Linked DNA regions of Homo sapiens: region 2 is linked to region 1. The links are chromatin contacts, found by Hi-C or POLR2A ChIA-PET in ENCODE. All regions are on one chromosome and are shown on one strand. Each heading gives the region's core, a stretch centred on a gene start or an enhancer-like site at or near the end of the contact. The rest is flanking DNA. Distances are from core to core; before and after follow the strand shown. Region 1 overlaps LOC107984859 (a long non-coding RNA gene). Region 2 overlaps CLEC16A (C-type lectin domain containing 16A).

Region 1 (3,675 bases), core at 644-3,143:
AATGGATTGTAGGAATCATGGTAATAAAAGACTGATTCATGCTACATAAAGTGGATGAACTTGAAAATATGTTGAGTGAAAGAAGTCAGACACAAAAGGCCACTTACTGTATGATTCCATTTATATGAAATGTCCAGAATAGGCAAATCCACAGAAGAAGAAAGTGGATTAGGGTTGGCCGGGCACGGTGGCTCACGCCTGTAATCCCAGCACTTTGGGAGGCCAAGGCGGGTGGATCACAAGGTCAGGAGATCGAGACCATCCTGGCTAACACGGTGAAACCCCGTCTCTACTAAAAAATACAAAAAATTAGCCGGGCGTGGTGACGGGCCCCTTTAGTCCCAGCTACTCGGGAGGCTGAGGCAGGAGAATGGCGTGAACCTGGGAGATGGAGCTTGCAGTGAGCTGAGACGGCGCCACTGCATTCCAGCCTGGGCGACAAAGCGAGAATCTGTCTCAAAAAAAGAAAGAGAGAGAGAGAGAGAAGGAAGGAAGGAAGGAAGGAAGGAATTAAGGAAGGAAGGAAAGAAGGAAGGAAGGAAGAAAGAAAGAAAGAAAGAAAGAAACAAAGAAAAGAAAGAAAGAAAGAAAAGAAAAAGAAAGAAAAGAAAGAAAGGAAAGAAAGAAAGAAAAAGAAAGAAAGAAAGAAAGGAAAGAAAAAGAAAGAAAGAGAAAAAGAAAGAAAGAAAGAAAGAAAGAAAGAAAGAAAGAAAGAAAGAAAGAAAGAAAGAAAGAAAGAAAGAAAGATAGATTAGGGTTTACCAGGGGCTGGGACAAGGGCGGTTGGGCGGGTGACTGCTATGAATATGGGGTTGTATTTTAGGGTGGGGAAAACATTCTGGAACTAGACTGATGGTTATATAACACTGTGAACGTACTAAATGCTACCTAACTGTACTTTAAATTGGTGATTTTTATGTGATGTGTATTTTACCACCTTTTTCTTTCTTTCTTTCTTTTTTGGAGACAGATTCTCACTCTGTCACCCAGACTTAAGTGCAGTGGCATGATCTCAGCTCACTGCAACCTCTGCCTCCCAGGTTCAAGCTATTTTCATGCCTCAGCCTCCCGAGTAGCTGGAATTACAGGTGTGTGCCACCACACCCAGCTAATTATTGTATTTTTAGTAGAGATGGGGTTTCACCACGTTGACTAGGCTGGTCTCAAACTCCTGACCTGAAGCAATTCTTCCACCTCAGCCTTGCGAAATTCTAGGATTACAGGCATGAGCCACTGTGCCTAGATGCCACCATTTGTTTTAAAGTAATTAATGGGGCTGGGTGCAGTGGCTCATGCCTGTAATCCCAGCACTTTGGGAGGCCGAAGCGGGCAGATCACCTGAGGTCAGGAGTTCGAGACCAGCCTGGCCAACATGGTGAAACCCCATCTCTACTAAAAATACAAAAATTAGCCAGGCGTGTTGGCATGCACCTGTAATTTCAGCTACTCGGGAGGCTGAGGCAGGAGAATGGTTTGAACCCTGGAGGTGGAGGTTGCAGTGAGCCAAGATGACGCCACTGCACTCCAGCCTGGGGGACAGGTGAGACTCCATCTCAGGAAAATAAATAAATAAAAATAAATAAATAAAGTAATTAATGGTAAAACAAAAAAAGTTGAACTTTGCTCTGAATCTTCACAGTATGCCTACATGTGGTGCCCTATTTTCTCTGTTTTGCAGGTGGGGAAGCTGAGGCCCAGAGAGGTGAGTGGCATGTCCGAAGCAGCCCAGCGCAGGGTGCGAGGTAGGCAGGGCTGGGCCCCCGGGCCTTCCCTGTGAACCATCTGCCCGCCGGTTGCAGGAGGCAGTTCCTGGAAAGCAAGCGGGCCGAGTTCCTCACAGAGATCAGAAGAGCAACAAGATCTCCAGGCCAGGGCAGAGGTCCCCGCCCTGGATGCTGGTGACACTTCCCCTGGGCGGGAGGGGCTGGGAGCATGCAGATCTCAGCCCTGAACAGCCTGTCCTCTCGCCTCGAGGTTCTTGGTAGGCTGGGAACAGCCTGTCCTGCTGAGCTTCCTGTCACCTCTCTAGCTGCCCACACGCCGCACAGCTGCCACCGCCGGCCCTGGCCCGGGAGAGGGGGGTCTCTGGGGATCTTAGCAGGCCATGGTGGGGGTGTCTTGGGGCCAGCCTGAACTGAAAGACCATCACAGCTTGCAAGCCACCTCCCTGCTCTGTTGCTGGCTCTCCTTGAAGACAAGTGTTTTTCAATTAACCAAAGCGGTGCATGGCAATGTGATAGGGGAATGAAACACAGCAACAGAATCAATGCCCCACGCTGGGCAATAGCCGACTTTCTGTTCGCTCCCATCCCTTCCTTCCCTCCCCGCCTCCTTCCCCTGCTCCTTCCATTCCACAAACATTTATTGAGCACCCGCTGTGTGCCAGCCACTGTTCTAGGCCCTGAAGACACAGAAGTGAACAAAAAAAAAGAGTCCCTGTGCACATCCTGGAGGGACTTTCCCCGTGTGTGTGTGTGTGTGTGTGTGTGTGTGTCTATACAGTGTATGGAGACAGTGGATAATAAAAGCTGTTTATGAGGCACTTTCTCTGAGCTGTTCCATGTGCTTCACTTATACTCATTCAGCTAATCCTCAGGACACCCCCGTGAAGTCAGTGATATTAGTCACAGAGGCCCAGAGAAGTGAAGTGACTTGCCCAAGGTCACACAGCCAGCAAGAGGCCAAGCCCGGATTGAACCCCAGCCGCCTGGCTCTGGAGCCTGCAGCATAACCACAGCAGGGAACTGCCACCGGAGACAGACATCGACAGCCACTAGGAGATGTTAACCAACAGGCTTGTCTTCACGGCACGGCCCCCGCTTCACCAGCTGCACTGTTTGATGAGCTTTGCAGGTCCCAGATCTTATAAGCTCATGGTGATTGATCCAAATGATGCAGAGGTCGGCCTAAAGTTAGAAGTGGGCCCCTCTCTGCCCCAAGACAGCCCTTCACCCCAATTCCATTCCCACAGTTTGGGCATCCACCCAGGCTGCCAAGCCAAGCGGGGGCTGCCCGGGTTAGCAGGGACCTGGCCATGGGCCTCCTCAGCTAGGGGCCGCCTCTCTGAGGAGTGGGTGCCCCGCCCCTCCGTGGGCCGCCTGGTTTCTCTTATTGGCAGCGTCTGTAGTCCCCTGGCTCTGTCACCCGCAGCTATTCTAGGCCTCTGGTTCCTTTCACTTTCTGCTCTGCGTCTTCCTGCCTCGGTGGTTCCCCACCATCCAGCCTGAGACCTCCCCGTTGCCCGCCCTGGGTTTCTGTCTGCTCCTCTCCGTGGTGGCCGGCCCTGGCTCTGCCCCAAAGCCATGGAGAAGGCCAAATGCAGGCTGTAGAAAGGTCTGGGATCAGATCCCCCCATCCTTCCATGGCCACGTGACCGGGCCCGCCTCTTCCCTCTGAGCCTCACATCCTCATCTGAAGAGGGAATGCTGCTCATGCCCACCTTGCGGGGATGTGGGGAGGGGGTGCTGCCAGTGGAGACTCCCAGGGGACCCTCCAGGAGTCTCATCCTGACTCGAGACTGGGCACCTGGTGGGGGCACAGGCCCCCTCTCCCGCCATGGGACCGCCACATCCAGGCTCTCGTGGGTTGAGATGCTGAGGAAAGGAAAGAACAAAACCTGCTGGAGGAGCAGCGAACACGGCCCTCAGCTGGGTGACCTTGGGCAAGTCACTTCCC
Region 2 (3,873 bases), core at 1,167-3,666, 240 kb before region 1:
AAGAGGAGAGGTTCAGAGGCCACCTCCTCCCCGGCAGGTAGGCCAATCCGGACATGTCCTGACCATCACTCACAGCCCAGAGTCCTATTCTGGGGCTATTTGCTCAGAGCTCTGCACGAGGCCAAGTTTGTCTGAATGCCGCTCTGTACGACGGCGCTGAGCATAAACCCCAGCCTCTCCTGGCAGCTTTTTTCTGCTGCCTCTTTCCAAGTCTGCCGGCATCTCCTGCTTGAGATTCTGAGAGTCCAACAGGACCCAAGCAAGCCAGTTCTCAGCCCCAGGAATCATATGGAAAGCATCCTCAGGACCCTTCAGCTGTTGGAGCATTGCCCGGGCAGGGTCTCCTCCAGAGAGCATGGCCGCCAACTGCCCACAGCGGGAACGTCAGTGGAGAGAGTTAGGACTTTTCTCTGAGACTCCTCCCTCACCGGTTTGCTTTGTAAAGGACCAGTAGCCCATGCACCCAATTACTTGTTTCAGTATCTCACAGAAAACATAGCTTGTAATTCATTGTTCCTCAAACTTGAGTAATACATCCCTTTTAAAGATAAACAACCTGAAGCCCTGTTTCCCCCTGCATTTTCATTTAGCTTAATGAAAATGTGACCTAAATGTGTGAAAAACCTAAAATCAGGTATAAATCCTGTGTCCTGAAAGCCCCTACTTCAATATAAAATCATTGCATACTTGCAAATTATTTTACAAGCATAGCTAGAAAACCATGAAAATTTTTATGGATGACGTTAATTTGGTGTGACAGGTGATGCTGTCCTCCTAAAACCAAACTGCTAACAGAGTGTGGTGTAGGCAGCTGGGCCCAGCTTTTTGAGTCTGGCCTGCACGTGCTTCCACGTACCTTACAGTTACTCACCCTCCCTCTTTTTTGGGTTCAGAGCCAGGGAAATGAGCACTGTGTGTGTCCACAGGCAGGAATTGGTTGCTTTGTTCAGGGGGGCCTTTGTAGGTGCTCACTGAATGCTTGTGGACTGAAAAGAAGGAATAAATGATCAGTTAAGGCCGCATTCATTCAAGGTACGTAACGGATATTTGAGAATGAATGACCACAGTGATTGGTGTTTTGTGTTGTTGGTAGAGTGATGTGTGGCAGTAATTCGGCCATAAGGAAGGTGAGAAAAATCATCATTGCTAACATTTAAGGGCCTGCCAAGCCTTGGACGTGGGTTAACTCATTGAATCATACTATGTGGTCTCTGTGATAGAAAAGGTTCCCAGTATTTTTTTAAAAGATGCAATTTTTTATAGGGAGGTGCCACATGGCCATTCTGCCTGTACCTTTTATCTAATTTGAATTCTATGTATTTGTTAGAATAATATATTCCCCTTGTTCAAACAGTACAAAACATGGCATGTGAAAAGTCTCTCTCACTCTATACCCTGAGCACCCAACTGCACTCCCCAGAGGCAGCCTGTGTTGATTTTTGCCTTCACTTTTTAAAAAATAATTTTTTTTAAACAACGTTTTTTAAAGTTAAAAAGTTCAAACATGTAAAAACCGGGTTTCTGTTCTAGTTTTGTTCAGGCTCCTGACTTCTATCCCCAGAGACAATTAGGGTTACAGGGTTCTCGTATGTCCTAACAGAGACATCTGTCAGGGGTTCTTAACTAGGGGCAATTTTGCCCCTCAGGGGATACCTGGCAGTGTCTGGGGAGATGCATTCAGTTGTCATGACCGAGGCTGGGGTGCTACTGACATCTAGTGGGTGGAGGTCAGGGATGCTGCTCACCAGCCTGCAGTGTCTGGGACAGCCTCCCTCCATACTCAGTTATAGCCCAAATTGTCAGCAGTGCCAAGATTGAGAAACCCTGGCCTATGCATATGTAAATAAGCAAATACAAACATGCACACGCTTTTCTATGCAAATGGTAGATAAGCCACACCCTGTGCTACACCCTCTTGCCTTTACATTTTAAAACAAAATAGCAGGCATGTCTAGGCCAGCTTTGCAAGACAGTTTTGAATACCCTGATTCTTAAAGCTGGTCCTCTGAACATTGGGCAACAGGTGTGGGAGCAGGGCCAGCTTAGCCCAGAGGCAGCCCTCTGATTTTGCATCCTGGCCCACCTGGGTTTGCCTCTGTCTCGTGTGATTTTCAGCCCCGTAGTTCACATACCTCCTGACGATGCTGTGGAATCCCCGTGTGCTAAAACCCACCACAGGGTCAGAGCTCCCTCCCGTGATGGAATCTCTGTGTAGCCAACCCTCTGCCAAGTCCTTGATTGGAACAAAACTCTCCGGCCCCTTCTTCTTGTATCACTAAAGTATTGGGACAGTGCCTTCTAGTCTTCTCATAACCAAATTTGACACTAAAATGCCCATGGAAAGGAAGGAGTGTGCTGGTTTGGCTGTTCTTTCCCGCATTGCTCCACTTCAGCCGGATTTGGCTTCACCCAGCCATGAGGGACAGTCTCGCATTAATGCACTTCCTTCCGAGGAAGAGCAGCCAGCCAAATAGGCAACAGTCTGAAGGAGAGACTGACCTTACAAGAGTGGAACCGAGTCCTGCTTCCTGTGGCTCATTCTTTGAATTTTGCATCGTAGGAATTGCTGCTTAATACAGGACTTAGGTAGCCCAGCCTGGTCGCTTCTGATCCAGGAAGCAAGAGGTTGAAAATACCGCACACTTTCATGCAAATCCCGTTTCTTTTTTTTCCGCCAGGTCTTCTTAATTATACATCATGCACCGCTGGTGAACTCGTTAGCTGAAGTCATTCTGAATGGTGATCTGTCTGAGATGTACGCTAAGACTGAACAGGATATTCAGAGAAGTTCTGTAAGTCATTAGCTTCGGGACTGACCTTAACAGGAAACCATTGCTCATTTTGCTAATCTGTGTGTTTCTCTAAAATCAGAAACTAACATTCTGAATATATAGCAGTGATGATGCATAAGCTGGTCCGGGATTCAGTGAACCTAATCAGAGTCTTGATTGCATACCCAAGAGAAGCTGGGATCAGGGACCACCTGGATTTGATTGATTGTGTGTTCTTAAACATGGAATTGTACCACTCCGGGCCTTAGGTTGCATATCTGTGAGACACTGTTATCGGGACACAGTGAGAAAATGCCTTATCAGAGGAACTAATGTCTACAGAAGTTGGGCGATGAACATCCATGAATGACTCAGGCCCCAGGTGAGGGCAGTAGAGAGTGGCGAGGGGTGTGGCAAATTGGAGAGTGTATGCCACCTTGGCGAGCAGCTCCTGTTCTACCCCAGGCTGCTGCTGTTCTGCAGGAATATGGATGTAGGATTACTAGGTTTTTTCATGTTTCTAGAGAAGCGGGAAAAACGCATTGTTACGTGTAATCTCTAGTTTTAAATGATCATCAAGCTTTGGACTAAGTAGCATGTTTGTGGTCTGCAGGAAGGAGCTTTGGCGTTCCATTTGGTACACTGCTGAGGGAAAACACCTGATGGCCAGTGTTGTGACTTCTCTTGAAGCTTTTCCATCTTGTCCTCTGTATATCTCTGCTGTCATCTCTCAGATCCTGCTCACATGTCCTGAGCTCCAGCTGCCTTAATCCTGGTCTGACTTGCTTTTCCCCCAGCATGTCCAGCATTTGTGCCTTTGAACCTGCGCCTTTACCGTACCTACAGCCTGGTTCCTGATGCACCTGGTTCCCTCTTTTCAAAGGTCTTACCCACTCTAAGCTCCTTATGGCAGGGATCTCACCTGTCACTGAATCAGCTGCAGTCTGGGCTGCACAAATGCTCATCTCACTTATGCGGAGCCCAGGCTGCAGCTGATTCAGTGACAGGTGAGATCCCTGCCATAAGGAGCTTAGAGTGGGTAAGTGAGATGAGCATAGTGCGTTTTATACAAGGGCTGTTTCATAAAGGTTTCCTCTCTGCA

What was found. Hi-C counts contacts between places; a loop is a spot of excess contacts on that map. ChIA-PET counts read pairs that join two places held with the same protein, here RNA polymerase II (POLR2A). Pooled maps may share reads with other maps.
Region 2: a loop to region 1 is called in a pooled map, with 2.7 times the contacts of the local background. The contact joins two enhancer-like sites. A Hi-C loop is called at or near these places in 3 of 168 maps with a recorded cell type or tissue (HepG2, K562 and naive thymus-derived CD4-positive, alpha-beta T cell), 2 of 37 single-sample maps with no recorded cell type and 12 of 50 pooled maps. POLR2A ChIA-PET finds 5 or more read pairs at or near these places in 8 of 52 experiments (H1, activated CD4-positive, alpha-beta memory T cell, activated CD8-positive, alpha-beta T cell and 3 more).

What each region holds. Positions count from the first base shown.
Region 1 is chr16:11,222,423-11,226,097 of GRCh38, forward strand. It overlaps LOC107984859 (a long non-coding RNA gene), which reads left to right. Exons shown (of 4, transcript XR_007064984.1): 3 at 1,679-1,702; 4 at 1,800-2,542. Among named protein-coding and RNA genes, the nearest start is that of SOCS1, 32 kb to the right of the region's middle. RefSeq lists enhancers at 2,033-2,082, 2,563-2,642, 3,073-3,632. Within about 2 kb of position 1,894, at least 20 of the 41 ENCODE cell types and tissues checked have a DNase peak (open chromatin) inside an H3K27ac peak, as active enhancers do.
Region 2 is chr16:10,980,200-10,984,072 of GRCh38, forward strand. It overlaps CLEC16A (C-type lectin domain containing 16A), which reads left to right. Exons shown (of 24, transcript NM_015226.3): 10 at 2,679-2,792. Among named protein-coding and RNA genes, the nearest start is that of CLEC16A, 38 kb to the left of the region's middle. RefSeq lists enhancers at 1-204, 205-704 and a silencer at 1,771-1,840. Within about 2 kb of position 2,417, at least 7 of the 41 ENCODE cell types and tissues checked have a DNase peak (open chromatin) inside an H3K27ac peak, as active enhancers do.